2 separate regions of the Homo sapiens genome follow, and region 1 is linked to region 2. A link is a contact called in ENCODE Hi-C or POLR2A ChIA-PET data. All regions are on one chromosome and are shown on one strand. Each heading gives the region's core, a stretch centred on a gene start or an enhancer-like site at or near the end of the contact. The rest is flanking DNA. Distances are from core to core; before and after follow the strand shown.

The links. A loop is a pair of places that touch in the nucleus more often than their neighbours do. ChIA-PET counts read pairs that join two places held with the same protein, here RNA polymerase II (POLR2A). Pooled maps may share reads with other maps.
Region 1: a pooled map shows a loop between it and region 2 (2.7-fold over the local background). The contact joins two enhancer-like sites. A Hi-C loop is called at or near these places in 5 of 50 pooled maps. POLR2A ChIA-PET finds 5 or more read pairs at or near these places in 5 of 52 experiments (A673, BJ, OCI-LY7 and 2 more).

Annotation. Positions count from the first base shown.
Region 1 is chr12:93,588,988-93,593,212 of GRCh38, reverse strand. It overlaps a transcript of SOCS2 not described here. Among named protein-coding and RNA genes, the nearest start is that of SOCS2, 18 kb to the right of the region's middle. RefSeq lists an enhancer at 1,533-2,092. Within about 2 kb of position 1,777, at least 32 of the 41 ENCODE cell types and tissues checked have a DNase peak (open chromatin) inside an H3K27ac peak, as active enhancers do.
Region 2 is chr12:94,073,607-94,078,444 of GRCh38, reverse strand. No RefSeq gene overlaps it. Among named protein-coding and RNA genes, the nearest start is that of PLXNC1, 73 kb to the left of the region's middle. Within about 2 kb of position 3,009, at least 14 of the 41 ENCODE cell types and tissues checked have a DNase peak (open chromatin) inside an H3K27ac peak, as active enhancers do.

The DNA of each region.
Region 1 (4,225 bases), core at 528-3,027, 480 kb after region 2:
TAATCTTAGGCAAAGCTAATTCCCTCTCCAGAACCACCTTCCAGTTGTAGGAAATCAGTTTCATTGTTCCTAGAACTGGCCACCCAATCTGGTGTCAGGAGTGGGTGCAGAGGATAACTGGTATGAAAAGAAACAAACACAAAAGGGGAGAGAGAAGGCAGGAAACCAGGATAAGGGGACAGAGAGTAGGGAACTGGAGAAACTTTTACTATAGTTGTGCTTAATCGATGTCCTTTGAACAGAACTAATTGAAGATGATATTATTACACATACCAAAAAAAAAAAAAAAAAAAAAGCTTTCTCAGTCCTACCCTAGGGTTTTTAAAGACAGCTGTCTATGAAGCCACAGTCAAGGCATAGAGCCATGTGCCTGTCCCATAGCTGTGAATGTCTCTGATCAAGGCTGGGACGAAGTTGTTGAGGCCTTTCCACTAGGTTTCTCAGACATCTTTTCTAGAATAGAGATTTAACTTCAAGGGCAATTAATTAGCAAATAAACAAGTTTATTCGATCTCAATGGAAAATATGCTGTTTAAAAATGAACAGTATTTTAAGGAAAACCCTCAGCTATGTGTACAACTTGAAAGACAGAATTTATTTCCATCTGAAATATGCATGGGAACAACCTTTTGGGAATGTGATTTGAAAGTAAATATCTATTAAAATGTTAAGTGCCATGTACCCTTGGGCCCCAAAGTTCCACTTCTAAGAATGTACTCAACATATATGTTCCCATAAGCACACAGCAACAATTAGCACACAGATTTGTACCGCACCGTTGTTTGTAATAGCACGAAACTGGGAACAACCTGTATATCCACTAGCAGGAGACTGATTCAATCAGTAATGGTACATTCATATCATGGAATATTGTGCAGCTGTTGAAAAGAATGAGGCAAAGCCTTATGTTGCCATGAAGATATAAATAGATATATAGAGAGAAAGGTAGACATAGAGAGTCCAAATATTAAATTTTAAAAGCAAATTGCAGAGCAGAAAGTATAGTACAATAATATTTGTGTGTGCTTTAAAACATGATTTAAATAGAGGCTTCGACTGCATTAAAAAAATTCTGGAACAATAAAAAGGAAACTTTTAATAATAGTTACCTCTGGGGAGTGGGACGGGAGTTGGACAATTTTTTCATTTTGTGCACTTCTGAACTGACTAAATTTTGAACCATGAGCATGTTATCACTTTTAGAATAATTGAAAAACTAGCTCCTAAGAAGAGGTTGTATTTACCCTGCATTAACAAAAACAAAAGGGATGCTCTTATCTGGGACAATCTATAGAAGCCACATCCCTGGCCACATTCTCATATACGGTCTAGTGAGACCCTTAAGACTACGTGAAAAGATTAAAATAACCCATGAGATATGCGGCAAAAACATTGCACCCAGCCGTCTGCTCTCAATACCACACTCATCTGGTGCGCTTCCAAAGTGAAACGCCTTGACGTTGGTCAGCCTGTGACCGGCTCCTTGCTGCCGACGCTGGGTTACATAAGGTCCTGGGAGACCCGAGCGGCGCCCCGGACGCGTCTGGGAGGAGCCGCCACGCCACAGCTCCGTGGGGCTCCGCACTCTACCCTGGCCACAGACAAAAAGAACTTCTGCTGCATCACCCCGTGGCGCCAGGATCACTTCCCTCTTGAGAGACAGTGTGTGCACATCGTAGACGCTAGAGCCAGCCCCTGCAGGAACTCCGTTTGAAAATTCTTCAAGGAGAAATAACCGAAACTCTGAGATTCCTCTTGCCGCAGACAGACAGACAGACAGCCACACACGAACGCACACACGCTTTCTCCTCGCTCCCATCTTGTTCATTCTCCCTTAACTAGTTCCTAGAAATATCTAGCCGGGCTAATTCATTTCCGTTCCTTGTATATGTAAATCAAGGTCAAGTCGCTTCCAGTATCTCGGGCTGAGCCTTGTTTTTTTTTTTTTGTTTGTTCGTTTGTTTTTTTTTTAAAAAACACCTCCCTTTCTAACCATAAAAGCTCTCTCTTCTGGCGCTTCATTAGCCTAGTGATTAAATGTCAAGTCTCCCGAACAAGCTGGATTTGAAGGTCTGTAACGTAACTACTTCTTCCAAATCGAAAATGTTTACTCTCCTAAAATTTATATTTCAATAAAGCGTTAAAAAAAATTAGTCATTTTGTTCCAAGAGTGTTCGGAGGCTAAACTGCACTGCCAACAAGTAAAAACTTGTTATCCAGACCATTAGTGTTAAGGGAAAAGCCAGTAAGTTTAAAGAAAAAGTAACTCATCATATTACCAGGTAATCACTCTCATTTCTTCACTAACAATACCTAATTTGCTCTTCAAATAATTATAATATAAATGAAGAAAAGGATTGTACTTTTCATGTGTACACTGGGAAGCTAACTTTTTTTTTTTTTTTTTTTTTTTTTTTTTTTTTTTTTTTGAGGCGGAGTCTTGCTCTGTCGCCCAGGCTGGAGTGCAGTGGCGCCATCTCGGCTCTGCCTGCTGGGTTCAAGCGATTCTTTCTGCCTCAGCCTCCGGAGTAGCTGGGATTACAGGCACGTGCCACCACGCCCAGCTAATTTTTGTATTTTTAGTAGAGACAGGTTTCACCATGTTGGCCAGGATGGTCTCGATCTCCTGACCTCGTGATCCGCCCACTTCGGCCTCCCAAAGTGCTGGGATTACAGGCCTGAGCCACCACGCCCATACGGGAAGCTAACTTTTAATAGTTCGTTTCTCCTAAACTCTGCTCTCCTCTCCAAAAAAACTGTTCTTGTTAGAACAGTAAACAGCAATCAGACTCAAATTAATCCCAGAGTAGTCTCTCTGGTTACCAGATTGAGAAATGTTATTGGAAAATAAAAGGGAAAAAGTGCCTTTTTCTAAAATCTTGGGTGCTAGTCTTGCGTCGGTAGCTAAAACTGTATTTTACTGTATCAGTAATGCTTAAAAGTCCAAATACAGTACTTGCTTATTCTTTTTTTTTTTTGAGACTGAGTCTCGCTCTGTCACCCAGTCTGGAGTGCAGTGGCGCGATCTCAGCTTACTACAACCTCCACCTACCGGGTTCAAGCCTCCTGAGTAGCTGAGATTATAGGCGCGCACCACCACACCAGGCCAATTTTTGTATTTTTGGTAGAGATGGAGTTTCATCGTGTTGGTCAGGCTGGTCTCGAACTCCTGACCTCATGATCCGCTCACCTTGGCCTCCCAAAGTGCTGGGATTACAGGCGTGAGCCACCACACCCGGCCTGGAAGGTCCATCTCAACAATCCAGTACTTTGTCAACCATCTCAGCTTTGCCACTAATGGAAGTGCTGTTAACAGCCCTCAAAACTGAAGTTCCTTTATTTCTTCTGCCACTTGAGAAAAAGTTTTGCCACAAAGTTCTAATAACACTAAGTCCCTACAAATCAACTTGGAAACGTCTACATGTGTTTCTCCTGGAAAAAGTGCCAGACATCAGTTTTATCTGGCAATCATCAAAATACATCAGACTGCAAATCTATATGTTCCTGGACCTCATAAGAAGCACAGTGAGGAATTTCAGCAAGCGAACCAAAGTACTAAGCTACACTGCAACATCTGCAGTCTACAACATGGGCAACAATACTGACATCAACCACTGCTGCCAAGAACATGCAACAGCAAACAAAACAAAACAAAAACAAACAAAAAAAGGGAATGGGGACATTTCAAATCCATATTCTCAATTTCTGGCTTAAGATTACAGCATTATTTAACCCACCATCACTAAACTCACTTTAATAAAAACAATCAGGAAGCCCAAGCATATGGATTTTTTTATTTGCACATTTTGTATTATTTTATGAGAAGACAAATGATAGAACCCATGGGAATTTAAAAAAAAAATTCCCAGAATGTCAAGGTTGGTATAATTTCTGTAACTAGAATATGGTGTACATGGTGACCTCAAAACAGGAAATGCCTTTGAAATCTATCAGTCATGTATTCAACATCAACTGTGAAAAATATATGATGGGGTCGCAGACTGCAAGGCACTGCCTGCCCAGAATCTGCAGTCTAGCTGGAGAAGATAACACTAAAAGAGTTGAGAAAGGTGTAGGACTGGCAGGCACAGAGGAGGGAAGCAAAGGATGGATGTTTTCCGTGTTTTAAACCATGCTGTACGGTAAATAATGATAGCACTGGGAAGAAAGGAACACATGTGGCAAGCATAAGCATTCTGCTCCAGCCAGAAAACTGCTGGAGGAA
Region 2 (4,838 bases), core at 1,760-4,259:
TTCTCCATCTTTGTGATCTGTGATCTGAATGGCATTTAGAACTCCTGCTGAATCTCTCACCTCCCGTTTCAGGCCTGGCCCCACCCCTTGGGTTCATCTTGACTGCAGTTTCCTGAAAACACTGCTTGCTCTTGCCCTCAAAACTTCGGAAGAGCTGGTTTCCTCTAAAACTCTCCACATCCTTATCATCCATCTGCAAACCTACTCAGCCAATTTAGATGTTGCTTCCTCCAGGAAGTCCTCCCTGATGTCCCCTATCCCAGATCAGATTTTCTCCTATGTATCTCTTCACCATGCCCTACCTACTCTTATTGCAGCATGTGTCTTGCTGTCTTGTGCTAGGAATCTACCATCTCTCTTTCCACCATTATGCTGAACACTCCTTATGTGTAGGGAACAGATTTTGTTTATCTTTAGGCCCCAGTTCCTAGAAAAGTTCCTGGTATATAATTGACAGTCAATAAATATTGGCTGAGTGAATACGTGCCTGTATCTGGCTCCTATTTTGGACTTCTTTCTCTTGAAGCTCCTTTAAAAACAAAACTACATAAAACAATAAAAGGACATTAAAAATTACTGTCTTTCTGCCAGGCACGGTGGATCACACCTGTAATCTCAGAACTTTGGGAGGCCAAGGCAGGAGGATCAGTTGAGGCCATGAATTCAAGACCAGCCTGGGTAATATGGTGAGACCCTGTCTGTACAAAGAATAAAAAAATTACCTGGGTGTGGTGGATTGTGTCTTAGTCCCAGCTACTCAGGAGGCTGAAGTGGGAGGATTGCTTGAGCCCAGGAGTTTGAGGCTGCAGTGGGCTATGATTGCGTGACTGCACCCCATCCTGCCTGGGTGACAGAGTGAGAACCTGTCTCAACAACAACAACAAAAATACTGTTCTTCATGAAAAGTATTCTAAGTCGGTGGCTTCCTTCACCTAGCCTCATGTCTTTTTCCAAAATAAAAATAACCCTGCTGGGAATGTTAATAGCTAACTTACCGAGCACTTGACTGTGTGCCAGGCACTTTACTATGCCCTTTGCATGTATAAATCATTTAATCTTCATGACAACCCTACAACTAGGTGTTACCCTTGTCCCTGTTTTACAGGTGAAGAAGCTGAAGAACAGAGTAATTTGCCTAAGGTCATAAGTCTCATACATGGTAGAATGTCCATTAATACTATCAATCCAACCAACACTACATAGATAGAAAACAATGTTTTATTCTTGTGAGAGCTTAAGAACCTGAAATTGTCCAACTGCTCAGAAATTGACTGGCTAGCTGTATTTGGACAGGGGAACTTGTATATTTCTGGGTCCTTTAGGTATTATGATGATTCTAATTCCTTTTCTCTTTCTCTTTGTGAATTCTTACAATAAGGGGCTGAGTTCCTGGGAAGTGGACCCAATAGTGCCAGGAATCTGATAGCATGTTCAGAACCAGCGTGTGCAAACATCCCCCAGAGGCCAGCTGGCTGAGAAATTCTGCTGCCACTGCTCTCTTGCTAATTTATTTTCCATTCACCTTGATCCCTTGTCCTGTAGAAATGTATTTGGGCACAACTAAAAGCCTCTTTCTTCTCACATCTTATTATATTTTTTCCACTTTGTGCCCCACCTGTTTTGACTCAGAGCTGCATGAGGAACCTGGGATTCTCAGGAGATGAGAATCCCAGGTTCCTCTATGGATGAGTGTAATAGTAGCTGTAGTAGTAGTAGGTGTAATAGTGTAATAGTAGGTGCCGTTTATTGAACACTTACTGTGTGCCAGCCACAAGAATTCCTTATAATTATTGAATTTAGTCCTATTGAAGTAGGTATGAGTATCCATTTTAGAGGTGAGGAACCCAAGCCTCAGATGGCTGAAGCGAGCTGCACCACATCTGTATTAGTTCCCCTTGCTGCTGTAACAAATAACACAAATTTAGTGGCTCATAACAATGCAAATTTATTCTTATGATTCTGGAGGTCAGAAGTTCAAAATCAGTCTCAATGGGCTAAAGTCAAGCCTGTGCAGGACTGTTCTTTCTGAAGGATCTAAAGGAGGATGTTTCCTCTCCCTTTTTCAGCTTCTAGAGGCCACTGCATTTTTTGTATTCCTTCCTCACACCATTCCAACCTCCACTTCCATCATCACATCTTCTCTAACTCTGACTCCCCTGCCTCTCTTCGAAGGACCCTTGTGATTATATCTGGGCCATCCAGATAATCTAGGATAATCTCCTCAACTCAAGATCTTTAATGTAATTACATCTGCAAAGTCTCTTTTTCTGTGTAAAGTAATCTATTTATAGGTTCCAAAGGATTGAGACGTGAAGCTCTTTGGGGGACTATTATTCAGCCTACCATACCATAAAGCAGAACTAACATTCCACTAGAAAGCCTACAGCCTTCAAAAGTGATTTTTCTTTAGTGAAGCCCTCTAAACGTATTAAATTCTATTAAATACAAGTCCCAGGTTTGGAAGGGGCCATGTGTTTTGCCTCTATATCTTCTGCAGCTAGAACAGGAATTCTTAGCACTGGCTATATGTTAGAATCACCTGGAGAACTTTTAAAACCTACTTAAGCTAGGATCTACATAAGATCAATTAAAATCAGAATCACTGGAGGTGGGGCTTGAACACTTGGCAGGTTAGAGCATGTCTCCAGGTAGTTCTAATAGGCAGCTAGCTTTGAGACCCATCATGCCAGAGAGAACTGCTGGCAAACGCTTACAACATGCCATGTTCTGGGTCCAAGGAGGAAAAGCTTGGCTATAAAGATGAATGGCAAGAAAATAAACTGGGAAAGCCATTTGTCCCTGGTTTAGTATCCTTGCTTGTGCCATTTCCTAGTTGCATGAGCTAGAGCAAGTTACTTGATTTCTCTGGTCTTTTTTCCATTACTAATAGCTCCCAAAAGTTGTGCAATGACTAACTGAGATCATGAATGAAGAGCCCTTAGCTGAGTGCTGTTAGGTCCCAATAGAGGGCAGTGCAGCCTTTTTTGCATCCCGCCCCCACCCAGCCTTCGGAACAGAGGTTCCTAATAATAGAATTCTCTTGGCTTTAATTTTCCAGCTCAGAGAAGATTAAATTTGCCTCCTTCTTGGTTATGTCTGACTTTCACTTCCTTCTTGGTGTTTTTCTCCACATCTCCCATCTGGGGGTCCTTCCGCACCTTTTAATCATGCTGAGTCTAGGGGGCAGCTGGAAAGACTTCTGATCTTCCAGGCTGCTTTCAGAAGGTCCCAGAATTCCCAGGATGTTACTAGGGTTTCTTGATTGATGTCAAGCAATTAAGCTGTAAACTGCAAAGGGTGACTTTCCTCCCTTAGAAGGAAATCGCTCATGGTATGTGGTTGGGGATGGAGAGCTGAGTTTTCCTTTGGGCTGATACAGTGAGAAGTCTAAAACATGGATGTGGTGGAGAAATGTTTTTAATGGAAAGAGTTCCCAGGGTTGGAAGGAAATGGAAGGAAGCGGCCAAGCTACTTCCTAGTACTGATTTGCTAATGTTGATAGTGCTTGGTGCTTCTTCTAATTCTTTGCTGCCCTCCTTTGCTTCTCCTAGTTCTTGAAGGTATTAGGAAGGGCAAAAGAGATGGAGATGATTCAGCAATTGGAACCGAGCACATTTGGCCCAGCAGGCTGTGCCTCTGACTGTGGGGCCAGGTTAATAGCATTAATGAAAAGCGTTCCCAATTGAGCGAGGGAGCAGGGCTCTGGCAAGGCCACTTTCCATTAGGGACTGCCAAAGCTGATGTCACTGGGAACTTTTCATTTTTCTCTCTCCCTCTAACTTTTTTTAGATGCAGAATGATGGAATAATTCTACTGTCTTGTTTTGCCAAACTTGTTTCTCATCATTCAGGTATATCTGTTTTTCACAAAGTCTATTGTATTACCCAATTCAGTTTTTAAAGATTATTTCTATGTCCCAGCCCACTGCCAACGAGTCAGCAGGCATTTAGCAGACACCCGCTTTGGCTGGGTAGTGAGGTGGAATAACGAAGGGTGCCCAGGCTTGGCGCCTGACGCACAATCATATTGGGAATGTCAGATTCATACGCACAGAATAACGTGGGTAGATGACTGTTAGGAGCGCCCTGAGCAGCGGGAGGTCAGTGAGAACTCTGGTCAGGAAAGACAGCGTGGAGGAGGGGAGCTTTGAGGGAGGGCATTTCAGATGGGGAGACAACATTGGTGGGGGTGGGCAGAGTGAGTCCGGGGGAGTTAGGAAAACAAAAGTAATAATGGCAAAAATAAGAATGTTAACTAGCTGTCCATGCAGGTACCTTGGGCCCCAGATATATAGATCACCTCAGCACAAGCACATGCTCCACACTTTTCTCAAGGTTTCTGTGTCTCCCAGGTGAGGGAGTGTTGCTTTTCTAAAATCACCCCGGGCTCCAGGCTCAGGCTTTTGCACGCCGCATCTCTGTTCCAACTCATTCTAGGGGCCAGAGAAATGTCTGATGATCATGGCATCCAAGTATGGCCTCTTTGCCGATAGCACTTGGTTCTCTCTCTCTCTCTCTCTCTCTGTCTCTCTCTCTCTCTCTCTCAAGATCCTTGGGAGAAATCTCTGGTCATTTCACAATAGACCACAGGATCAGAGAAGAAAAGGAGTCGTGTTTTTTAAGAAACAAATCTCCAAGTGCTGCTGGTCGTTCTTGGAAATCCCCTGCCCTCTTCCTCTGCCACATGCTCAATTTATTCCAAATGGTTCTGGAGCATCTATGTATCTATAAAGCTTACTGTACTTTTAAATGGATGGAGAAATGCCCAGCTGAAAACTTCGGGAGTGGATGACCAGCTGGTGGGCCTATTATCTGGGCTAAAGAGATTGCAGGCTGAGG